Linked DNA regions of Homo sapiens: region 1 is linked to region 2. Evidence: chromatin contacts called from ENCODE Hi-C or POLR2A ChIA-PET data. All regions are on one chromosome and are shown on one strand. The core of a region is the stretch at or near the end of the contact, and the rest is flanking DNA. Distances in the headings are between cores, read along the strand shown. Region 1 overlaps PIWIL4 (piwi like RNA-mediated gene silencing 4). Region 2 holds the start of AMOTL1 (angiomotin like 1).

The links. A loop is a pair of places that touch in the nucleus more often than their neighbours do. ChIA-PET counts read pairs that join two places held with the same protein, here RNA polymerase II (POLR2A). Pooled maps may share reads with other maps.
Region 1: a loop to region 2 is called in a pooled map, with 6 times the contacts of the local background. The contact joins the enhancer-like site here to the promoter of AMOTL1 in region 2. A Hi-C loop is called at or near these places in 6 of 37 single-sample maps with no recorded cell type and 4 of 50 pooled maps. POLR2A ChIA-PET finds 5 or more read pairs at or near these places in 1 of 52 experiments (H1).

The regions. Positions count from the first base shown.
Region 1 is chr11:94,600,998-94,606,305 of GRCh38, forward strand. PIWIL4 (piwi like RNA-mediated gene silencing 4) reads left to right here. Exons shown (of 20, transcript NM_152431.3): 12 at 798-982; 13 at 2,987-3,059. The region is part of intron 4 of PIWIL4-AS1 (PIWIL4 antisense RNA 1); the gene reads right to left. Among named protein-coding and RNA genes, the nearest start is that of LINC02700, 34 kb to the right of the region's middle. RefSeq lists an enhancer at 1,910-2,129. Within about 2 kb of position 2,199, at least 11 of the 41 ENCODE cell types and tissues checked have a DNase peak (open chromatin) inside an H3K27ac peak, as active enhancers do.
Region 2 is chr11:94,765,321-94,770,648 of GRCh38, forward strand. AMOTL1 (angiomotin like 1) reads left to right here and starts at 3,036. Exons shown (of 13, transcript NM_130847.3): 1 at 3,036-3,240. The coding sequence starts at 3,192.

The DNA.
Region 1 (5,308 bases), core at 949-3,448, 170 kb before region 2:
TGTTCAAACACACATCCTCTACAATTTGTGCAGTTAATGCAATTATCACAAGGTCCTGAGGCGACATGCATCCTCCTCGGCTTACGAGATGAAAGGATTAAGAGATTAAAGTAAAGACAGGCATAAGAAATCACAAAGGTATTGATTGAGGAAGTGATAAGTGTCCATGAAATCTTCACAATTTATGTTTAAACACTGCAGTAAAGACAGGCATAAGAAATTATAAAAGTATTAATTTGAGGAACTAATAAATGTCCATGAAATCTTCACAATCCATGTTCTTCTGCCATGGCTTCAGCCAGTCCCTCCGTTTGGGGTCCCTGACTTCTTGCAACACTTAACTGTTCTGTAGGGTGTGTTAGTTTTATTATGATGACCTAGAGTATTGATAATCAGCATTCTCTGAGATATTTAGATGCTTAAAGTAAAAGATAAAATGATACAGGCTGTTTGCCTGAGTCATTCATAATAAAGGCATAGATACTCAGAGCTGGAAGGGAACCTCAGAGATCTTTGAATCAGACACCATTCTCTGTGCACCGCAGAGAATCATGAGGTTAAAGGGACCTCCAAGGGCCACCAGTGCCTGGAAGACCTGGGATGACGCCCAGATGCTTCCACTCCCAGAAAGCACATGTATTCTGTTCGGATGTGCAGTGCCTGCATCTGTGTTTTAAGACTGAATAGCAAACTGTGTTAAACAGTTATAACAAAAGTTGGCCATCTTCACACTGTCTTTATTTAGCTGCTCTCTGAATAAATTTGTTCAATCCTTTCATGATCATTATTTTTCTCAGTGTCAACCTGTGTCTGCTGCTGACTGGTCCAAGGATATTCGAACTTGCAAGATTTTAAATGCACAGTCTTTGAATACCTGGTTGATTTTATGTAGCGACAGAACTGAATATGTTGCCGAGAGCTTTCTGAACTGCTTGAGAAGAGTTGCAGGTTCCATGGGATTTAATGTGGACTACCCCAAAATGTGAGAATACATTGAATTTTGTTCATATATTAATTTGGTTTGGTTAGAAGGTAGGGAATAATGGCAGATGTATCAACAAAAGCTTCTTTATCCCAGTAGTTTCCTAATGTAAAGTGCCAAGAAAGTAGTCATAAGTAGATAGATTTTGTAATGACTAAACTTTTATAAAGTTAGAATATATTTTATGTTGGCCTTTGTAAAACTTGTACCCAGTTCTTAAGCAGTAGTGTCATTACCTGAAAATCTTTCCAGTACCAGTTGGGATATAAATCTTTAATAAGTCCATATATTGTCTTCTCAACTGTTTTTCCTTCTTTCAGATCAGTTTTTCATATCAGTTATTTACTTAATAGGAAATGGATATTAAAAAACAGAAGTTGCATGTCCTGACTTTTACTTGATTTTATGCTTTAAAATTTAATATGAAAATAGATCTCAAATAAGCTTTTCTGATTCTGTTACTGTAGCATACTATTAGTCATTCAGAGAGTTTTCTGATAAGACTAAGGTCAACCATTTATTCTTAGAATGTTTATTGAGTACTAATATGTGTAGATACTATGCCAGTTGCTGGGAATGAGAAAGATAAATAAATAGTTTTTCATTGAGTAAGAGATACATATACAATCACACTGAAAATAAATACTGTTTTGCTTTAGAAAAGCCATAAAGTTGGTCATGCCTCATTTTACTGAAACTGATATGCTTAGAAAAGAGGAACAGATACTTTTCTTTGTTATAATGGAGTTATTCTTTAAACACATAGTTACTAATTAATTGCATCAGCAGCACAAGTATTAATCCCAAAGTCTCATTTAACACCATTGTTTAGAACTCTCCTCTTATCAAATCTGTTAATAAATAGCCTGGATTGAGTTTCACCCGCTCTACTTTCTCTAAACCCATGAGCTAATAAAGCAGGAAATGATTATGAAAGAAGCCACAGTCCGCAGATCCTGGGCTGACATCACAGGCTCTTTCTCATGTGAATTCTGGAACAAGCCCATTGCTATGTTCTGTCCTTGGCCTGTTTTATTTGAAAGCTCGTATTTTATTTCAACCTTCTTTTTTCCATGAAGTATCCATTTACCTGTTAGATTTATATGCATAGCTTCTGTCTTCTAAAACATTCACCTGATGATTTTAGGAGTGGACTGTAAGTGCAGCAGAGTCAGAGTGCGAGAGTTTGAATTGGATGAGTCAGGACCATCTAGTTGCTGAGACGGTTCGGCCAGCCAGTCACATAGGTCTGTTAGTATCTGCAGTCATGGGGTTGATGGTCCTGTCACCTGCTGGGCGAGTTTTAAAAAGCCGCTGGGCATTGGGACAGTTCACTTATATACACATAAAAGAGGCTGATTCTACATAAAGAAACTAGTTTTACAAATTCCTATGTGTGTGAGAATTACTTTTGGAGCTGCTGGCCCCTAACATAATGTAAGCACAGAACAGATAATTGTTAAGTACTTGTGCGCTGATTAAGGCTAGACATTCCAGGCTCCAGACAAGCAACCACTAAGGAAAATAAAGATATTTTTGTCTAAATCATGCAAATTAGCTGAATATCTTGGTCTCATTAACCTGATGTTTTCTGAAACATTCATTTTTAGATTCCTATAGCAATTCACTCTTACAGAAATCTTAATCCTGGTTGAGCTTGAACACTCTTTCAGACATTTGATACTGTGAGACTTGGGATTTCAAAAGTTCACTTTCAACCCCATTTTGAACAACAGAATTATTGATTATAGGGATTCTGGACAATTGAGAAGATCTGATTTTCTACCAAACCATTTTTTACACTGTAAAAATTATTGCGAAATGTTTTTGTCATATTTTGTAGTTTAAGAAACAATTTTAGACTCAAAAGGTTATTTTCTCTAATAATTTTTCCTAAAACTACTAGTTTGTTATGAAAATTTATTTGTATTATTTCTAATGCCATATAAGTATGTGCTACTAAGAAGGAAGTTACATAGCTTCAAAATTAATCTTTTTATGTAGCATAAAAGTACAAGAAAATCCAGCTGCATTTGTTAGAGCTATACAGCAATATGTTGATCCTGATGTTCAGCTGGTAAGTACAGGATACTTTTTGAACTCCTTTAATCTATAATTTTAGTTCTGCTTTATATCTACAGTCTGAACATACCCTCCCATGATATATTTGCAAATTGCCATGCATTTCTCCAAAGCACCGAAGAAAATATTAATCTTAGTATTTTAATCAATATTTTATTTCCTTTCCACATTTCTAATATTAATTTTAAAATACAGTACTTCTTGTTACCCCTATAACAGCCATTGGTGTCTGCATATTTTGCAACTCATTGGGGTCATCTTTTCCTTAAGATTTAAGATAAACTGACTCCCACCTCATCACATAAATGTTGGTATCCAGTGTTCCCTATATTTCAGGGGATTCTTGGAGGGTTAGGTTTTTCCAAGTGACCTATGGCCCCAAATTCCTGCTTCCTGTGAATTCTTGCCACCTTCTGTGCATTTCAGAGAGGACCACTTCCTCCGGTGCTGCATCACCTGGTGGGACATCCACAGTTGCCTCATTTCCCAAAGGGCATGTGTGTGTAGCTGACTTTGCAGACTGTTTGGGGCCAAGGCATGATTACATCACATCCCAACATTCCAGAAAAATTAGAATTGACATCCCTGTTCTTAAAAATCTTTCAACGATTCCTATTTCCCAGGAATGTTTACTCTTCTACCAGACCTCAGCACCCCCAGGCTATTGTAGGGCTTTTCCTGTCCATTCCATCTACCCTTCTTACCTCCCTCGCTCACTCAGTTCAACATCCAACATTCTTGTTGTTATGTCATGCAAACTAACTGAACTAGCTAAGTGCTATCTCTTTGCTTTTCTTTTAGTGAGTTTCTCTTTTACTCTAAAGGATCTTATATGAAACAGAGAATTCTCACCCTAAGAGCATTTATTTTTTACTTAAATCAAACTTATAGAAAAGTGACAAGAACAGTACAAACAACTCTCTCATATACCCTTCACCCAGAATCCCAAATTATTGACCTTTTACCATATTTGCTTTATTATTTTCTATCTTTTTTGCTGAACTATTTGAGCATAAGTTACAGGCATGATGCCCCAGTGCCCTTGACTATTTCAGTGCATATTTTCTATAAACAAGGTCTCTATCTTACAGAAGCATATGACAATCATCAAAATTAAGAAACAGTTTTCTTCATTTGTCTCAATTGTCACCTCTGTAGGAAAAGGCTCTACTGTCCTGCACTTAGTTGTCCAGTCTCTATAGTCTCTCCTTCAATCTGGAACAGCTCTTTAATTTTCCTTGACTCTGATGACCTTCCAATTTTGAAGAGTACAGACTAGTTATTTTGTATAACGTCCCTCGATTTGGGTTTGTCTGATGTCTCCTCATGATTAAATTCATGTTATGCACTTTTGGCAAGAGTAGCACAGCAATGATCCTATATTCTAAGTGCATCCTACCAGGTGTCACTCCACTGTATGGTGGATTATGGTGACATCTGCCCGATTTCTCCACTGTAAAGTTAAGCTTTATCAGTTGCATGTGTACATATGTAGATATTTTGAGACTATATAAATAATCCTGTTCCTCATCAAACTTTTACCCATTTGTCTTAGCATCTATTATAATTCTTGCCTGAATCCATCATTATTATGATGGTTAACAAATGATAGTATTCCATTCCATCAGTCCTTCTACAGTTATTAGGTGGCATAGGAAGAACTTTCTCTTCTCCCCATTTATTCGTTTGTTTCTTTATATCTGCATAGACTCATAGATTCCTATTTTGTTATAGTCCATTACTCTTATTATTTATTTTGTTGCTCTTAATATTGTACCTGATTTTGCCAGTGGGATTCCCCTTCAAGCTGGCTTCTGTGTCTTTTTCATGTGTCTCCATCTTTCTTGGAACACTTTCTTACTTTCTGGCAAAATAAGATATTCCAGGCTCATCTTACAGTGTTGCTTCCCCGCCCTGGAATCAGATATCTTTCCCAGGAGTCCTGATTCCTTTTAGCAGAGAATAGTATTTAGATACAAAGATTTGGGGCACTTGGTGTGCTTCATTGCTACTGGGTTGTTGCTATCCCCAGGCTTTCTCAATGGACATAGCTAGGAAATGTATGTTGCATGGCTCCTGTTATTCCCCGCATACCTGCTTACTTGTCCAGCCCCTGGTGTGGAACCAGTCTCACTCGGCTCCCATCTTCTCTCAGCCCATTGGGCCACTGCCTTGTTCTACCACTTTTCTTGCTTGGAGCCAAACTCATGAATTGGAAGGAAGGAAGGCCTCTAAGAGCCTTTT
Region 2 (5,328 bases), core at 1,786-4,285:
CCATTAGACACAAACCAGACATCAGAATCTCCAGCCAAGTGTGCTTACTGAAAGATGTTATTGATAACTTCTTGCTAGTGAAATTCAGAGTCTTTTTTTGCAGGCCTTAGTTCCTGAACAATAGATTCAGGAACTAAGTTAAGGCCTGAAAAGATTGTTTTCTGCATTTGATGTAGAGCTTATTCACAGATAAGGAAATTAAGGCACAGGAGGGAAACATTGGTCTCCAGCAGTGTTTTCTGCCTGTGCTTCCATGTATCTGATTACTGGGTATTAATTTGAGGAGTCTAGGCTAGGTCCACCTGATTGAATCAGAAGATCCTTGAACCCACAAGCTGTGCCTAGCACTTCATTGCAGGTCTAAGAATCTGTAGCATTTGATAGAAGGACCCACTTCTTAAAACTTCCTCTGGCTTCCATGCCTTTACCTTTTCCCAGCTCTTCTACTTCTCCAGATTCTTCCTCTTCTCCCTCCTTCTTTCCCTGTTTTCCAGTTGTGGACATTCTGTTAATGAACTGATCTTCAAAGCTTCATCTCTCCTTTTCTCTACACCTCTGTCCTCCACTTCTCACCCAGTCCCTTGTTCCTTGTTTCCTCTTGCCCAGAGGATAGTAAGTCACTCAGCATCTTTCTCAAACCGTTTCCTCTTCTCAACTGTGCTTCATCTGTCATTGGTCTAATGATCCATTCTTCTAAGACTGCAAGATCTATTCTTCCTATGACTGGGCTCAAAGCCTAGGTTAACTTGATTACTTTGTCCTTTTCCCCAGGATAAACAACGAGTCAATGAGAAGAATAAAATCTTGCTTCAAAGATTTGATACCTTTCTTTATGACATCTGGTATCTCCAAAGATATGGTATCTCTCATTTCCTTTTTATCACCTCTGTCAACCTCACCTATCATTGCTTCCTGCAACTATCCTAGATAGTCTCTTGAAATAATAATAGCAAATGTATATTGAATACTACATGCATTGTGCTGAGTATTTTACATTTGTTATTTTATTCAGTCTTCACAACCACTCTGTGAGATGCTATTTTCTTCATCTTGCCAAAAAGGATACTGAGGTTTAGAGAAGTTAGGCAACTTGCTCAGCGTCACACAGATACTGAATGGTGGAGCTGCAACTCAGCTCATGCCTGTTTTGTTCTAAACTTGATGGTTGTAACTTGGAAATTTTGCTGCTTCCTAGACTATAGGATGGTATCTAGGAGTGGGCAATTAGTAAAGATTAGTTTCCTTTCTTCTTTTTCTATCCATCACTTCTTCCCCAATTTGTATTAAATTCGCGCAAATGTTAGGTGAATCAGTGGTCCCTTCACTGTCCATAAGATAACCACTTCAGCTCCTAATTTGCGATTCAGGGTTCACAATGTGTAATACAAGGCACATTGAGGCAGAGGTTGTTTCTATACCTGGCTTTGCTACTAAACTTGTTCTGTAACATTGGACAAGTCATTCAACAGCTATGCCTGAGCTTCTTCATCCGGCAAGTGAAAGGTTTAGTTGACACTTTCTTAGATTCTTTCCAGGCCTACATTTTTGTGACGTTGTTATTCTGCCTTCCCTTGTTTTCTCCTCGTTTCTGGTAAAAACGCTTTCCTCTATGCCTTCTTCCCAAGCACCCAGACCTTGTCATCTCCCTCTTGGCTTTTGCCTCTGCTTGCCCAGTGCTGCCTTTTCCTCTTTCTGCTGTGTCTGAACTCCACCACCCTCCCAGGCTTTTCCTTCTGTGTAGTCAGTGCCTCTCTCCGCCCTTCCCAGGCATCTGCAGTACTTGGATCTCCTGCTTTGTTGCTTGCCTGTTTTCTGTTCACACATCTTGTCTTCTTAGACAGATAACAGATCCTTGAAGGGCTGGTCAGCTGCTCTAAGTTTCTTTTGTGTGCTAAGTTTCTTTTGTGTGTACCAGGGTAGATGACTTTAAATGGAGTAGGCATTTCATAAATAATTGTTAAATGATTACATTTGGGCTTTATCTTGAGAGCAGAGTTTACTCAGTAGGAGGGCCCATCAGGGGAATCAGAATCAGGACATGCAACCCACCAGAACTGATGAGAGGTAAAACTGCTGGCAGTCTAGTTAGGGAACTGCCACAATCCAGGGAGGAGTCCCTGAAGGCCGGACCTAGATAGCAGGTAAACAGAGGCAGGGAGCACCAGATAAGAGAGGCTTGGTGTGCGCTAACTCTCCCACTAACATCCTGGGCAGCAACTGTACAGTTACCTAGCTTTCTCTTCTCCAAGCAGTAGAGCTGCCCGGAAAAAGCCAGGCAGAAGTGCTATGGGGCAGGCTCGGGCACCCCAGATTAGGGCTCCAGAGAGCCGCCAGTATAAACCAATATAATGAGGTGGATGAGTAGTTCTCAGCACAGCCTGATTTTAAGAGGTGGGGCAACATTTTCCCAGAGTCGCTTACTTTCTTTACCTCTACTCAGGCAGATAACAGCCTGGGGATTTATGGCCAGAGGATGTACGGTTCTGCGAACACATTTAATATCCGAGGCTGTCAGGTCTGTTTTGGCCCTTCTGTTTGTCAACGGAGCACATAGTAGCAGCTTATCGCCCAATCTCAAGTGCGTGATGGAAGCACTGGGGCCTGGGGAATGCTGAGAAAAGTGTGGCCACTTTCTACCTGGAAATTCCACTTAAGAAGAAAAAAAACCAACCTAAGCAAATCTAGACTTTTGGGCAGATCCGGAAACAGAATTTTGGCCGGCATTGGGCTGGTGGGGAAGGAAGACAAAGTGGAGGGAGAACTGGTGAGTCTGAAATTAATCAAAACCCGGCAGGGGACAAAGGAAGGGATGCTGTCGCCCTCCTAAGTCTCAGGGAGACACGTCAGCTTGAGCTCTGGGCAATTTCAGCCTGGCAGTCTCGCGGCCCGGGGAGGGGCGGCGGGTGTCTGCAGACGGGCTCTAGGGCCCAGCGGCCGGGCGCCACGGCGGGGGTGGAGTGTAGGGTTCTAGTGACGAGCCCGGGCGACCCTCCCCGGCCCGCGCGCGGGGAGCGGGGAGCGCGGACGGCGGCGGGAGCGCGCGAGAAGCTCTAGGACCCAGCAGCGGTTGTCGGGTTTGGGGCTGGAGGTGAAGCCCTGTGTGAATGGGGTTGATTGTCCGGCGCCACTTCCCCGCGCTGCCCGGCAGCCGTCTTCCCCAGCCGAGGGACTGAACTAGCCATGATCGCCTCATGTGGAGGGCAAAGTTGCGCCGGGGAACTTGTGAGCCTGCGGTGAAAGGTAACCAGCCCCCACTCGAGGTGCCGGGAGGGCGTCTCCGAGTCTCCCACGCGAAGAACCCAGTCGCCCCGGGCTCCCCGGGCCCCTGCTGCTCACGGAAGGGGGCAGCTTCTGGGGGCCCGGGGCTGAGATCCCAGATTGTTGTTTTTAAGCGGGTTCCCTTGCCCCGCTCCAGGTCCAGTTGCCTGCGGGCCGGGCCTCAGCGTCTTGCCGCCCCGCGACCCACGTTGACTGAAGTTGTGGCCCCGGGGTTTGGGCCCCGGGGTGCTGCGCGCCCGACGCGGGGCTGGCCTTTCCTGAGGGGCGCAGCCATATGGCCAGACACTCCGAGGCGCGCCCGCGCCCGCGCGCGGGTCTCGCGGCGAGGGAGGGGACGGAAGGGGGTGTCCGGTGCAGCTTTCCCCGGCGCGAGACAAAGGCGCGCGCACCGGCCCGCCCGACGGGCTCTGGCGCTGTGGACTGGACCCTTTCTGCCCGCCGGCCAGACCCGGCTCTGGCGGGTGGGGGCGACGAAAGGGTCGCACCCCAGCCCCAGACGCTCGGATCGCGTTAGCTGCTGCTCCTTCTTTGTTCTCTCCCCAGACAAGTTTCTTTGACAAACTGGAGAGTTACATCCAGCTCCCGCTTGCCTGTTAGGGCTGCCTTTACAATAATCTGCTTTCGCGGGGAGAAAATTTAAACTTTCCAAATGGAACTGTTTTTTCTTGGAATGTGACATTTGTGGCAGGAGGGAGAGTGGTACGTTGGCCGATGACAGCCGAGCGGAACGGTGGCCTAGTGCCGGGACAGGGACCGAGCGTGCCCCATAGGCGGCCGGGCTGGAGGACGCGGCGGCAGAGCAGACGAGCCCTGGCGCGCACCTCTAGGGCCTCCGCTACCTGGACTGCGCTCGCGGCGACGTGTCCAAGTTTCCCCCCTCAGAGCCCCAGGCCGAGAATCCCGGGTATCTGCGCAAAGCTCCCGCGCCTCGCCCACCCTACTCTTCCTATCTTTACTGATGACTAGGAAGACTTTCCTTTTCCATTTTTGTTCGAAGATTTTTGCCTTTTTGGCTTCGGTGTTGGTTTCCTGTCTCCGCGTGGCAAATACCTTTTGGCCGGGCTAGCGTGTGGATCACCTGGACTGGGGTTTCAGAGGTGGGCCCTGAGCGTGCGGCCTCCTGAGACGATGCGGTTTGGACCCAACATTTTGTCCCCATGGTCCCTCAGCTCCCTTTCTCTGTGAGGCCTTGGTTTCCCATTTTCTTCTCCTGAGGCATGTTATGAGAACTGAGTTTTTGTACTGCTTATAGAAGGCCTTGGTGGTGGTGGGGTACGTGGTCTCGAGAGCCAGTTGTGATACCTCGAAGATGCTTTCGGCTAACCAAAGCAGTAACGTGCTAACCTGCTCACCATAAACGAATTAAACCAGAATAGAGGGCTATTAATAGCTACAGTTCCAGAAAATTTCCTTCCTTTTCGGGAAGCAAAAAGTCAAGGCTTGAAATATTAAACAATCATGGCTCCCTGCTTCCAAAACTGGCCTATGGGTCACTGCCAAACTGGCTAAGATTTCCCCTGGCTGCATACCACTCCTGGGCCCGGGCAGCTGTGGAAGTCAGACCCAGGTTAACGATTAAGGAGCTCTCTAGATTGCAAGGTCTTAAAGAATCTAGAGCAACTGACATTTACTTCCTAGTAAGGTGCTCTGAGCCTTATAGTGTGTATCTACTTTGAAGGCTCTTTATGAGAATAATGTGGGAACAGTAGTTTAATATACTTTGAACTGTTAGTAAAGGGTGGAAAAGCACTGATTTGACTAGAATGAAGGAAAACACCGATTCGACCAGAATGAAAAGGGTAGGACATAGGTAGAAGGCTTTATACAGGCTCTACTTTTCCTTATGATGGTGGTGGGGGTTGGGGGGAGGGATGAGGATGTTTAGTTCTTGGAGTGCACTTTTGTTTTTCTGTGATGCATTTTTCAAGATAAATAAGGAAACCTTTGTAAACCTGCAGGTGGATAGGAGAGAAGGTGCTGTACCTGTAACGCCCCTTTCCCTCCCCCTTCTTTTTAAAATGCACAGAAGTCTTGGTCTTTCAGGTTCTT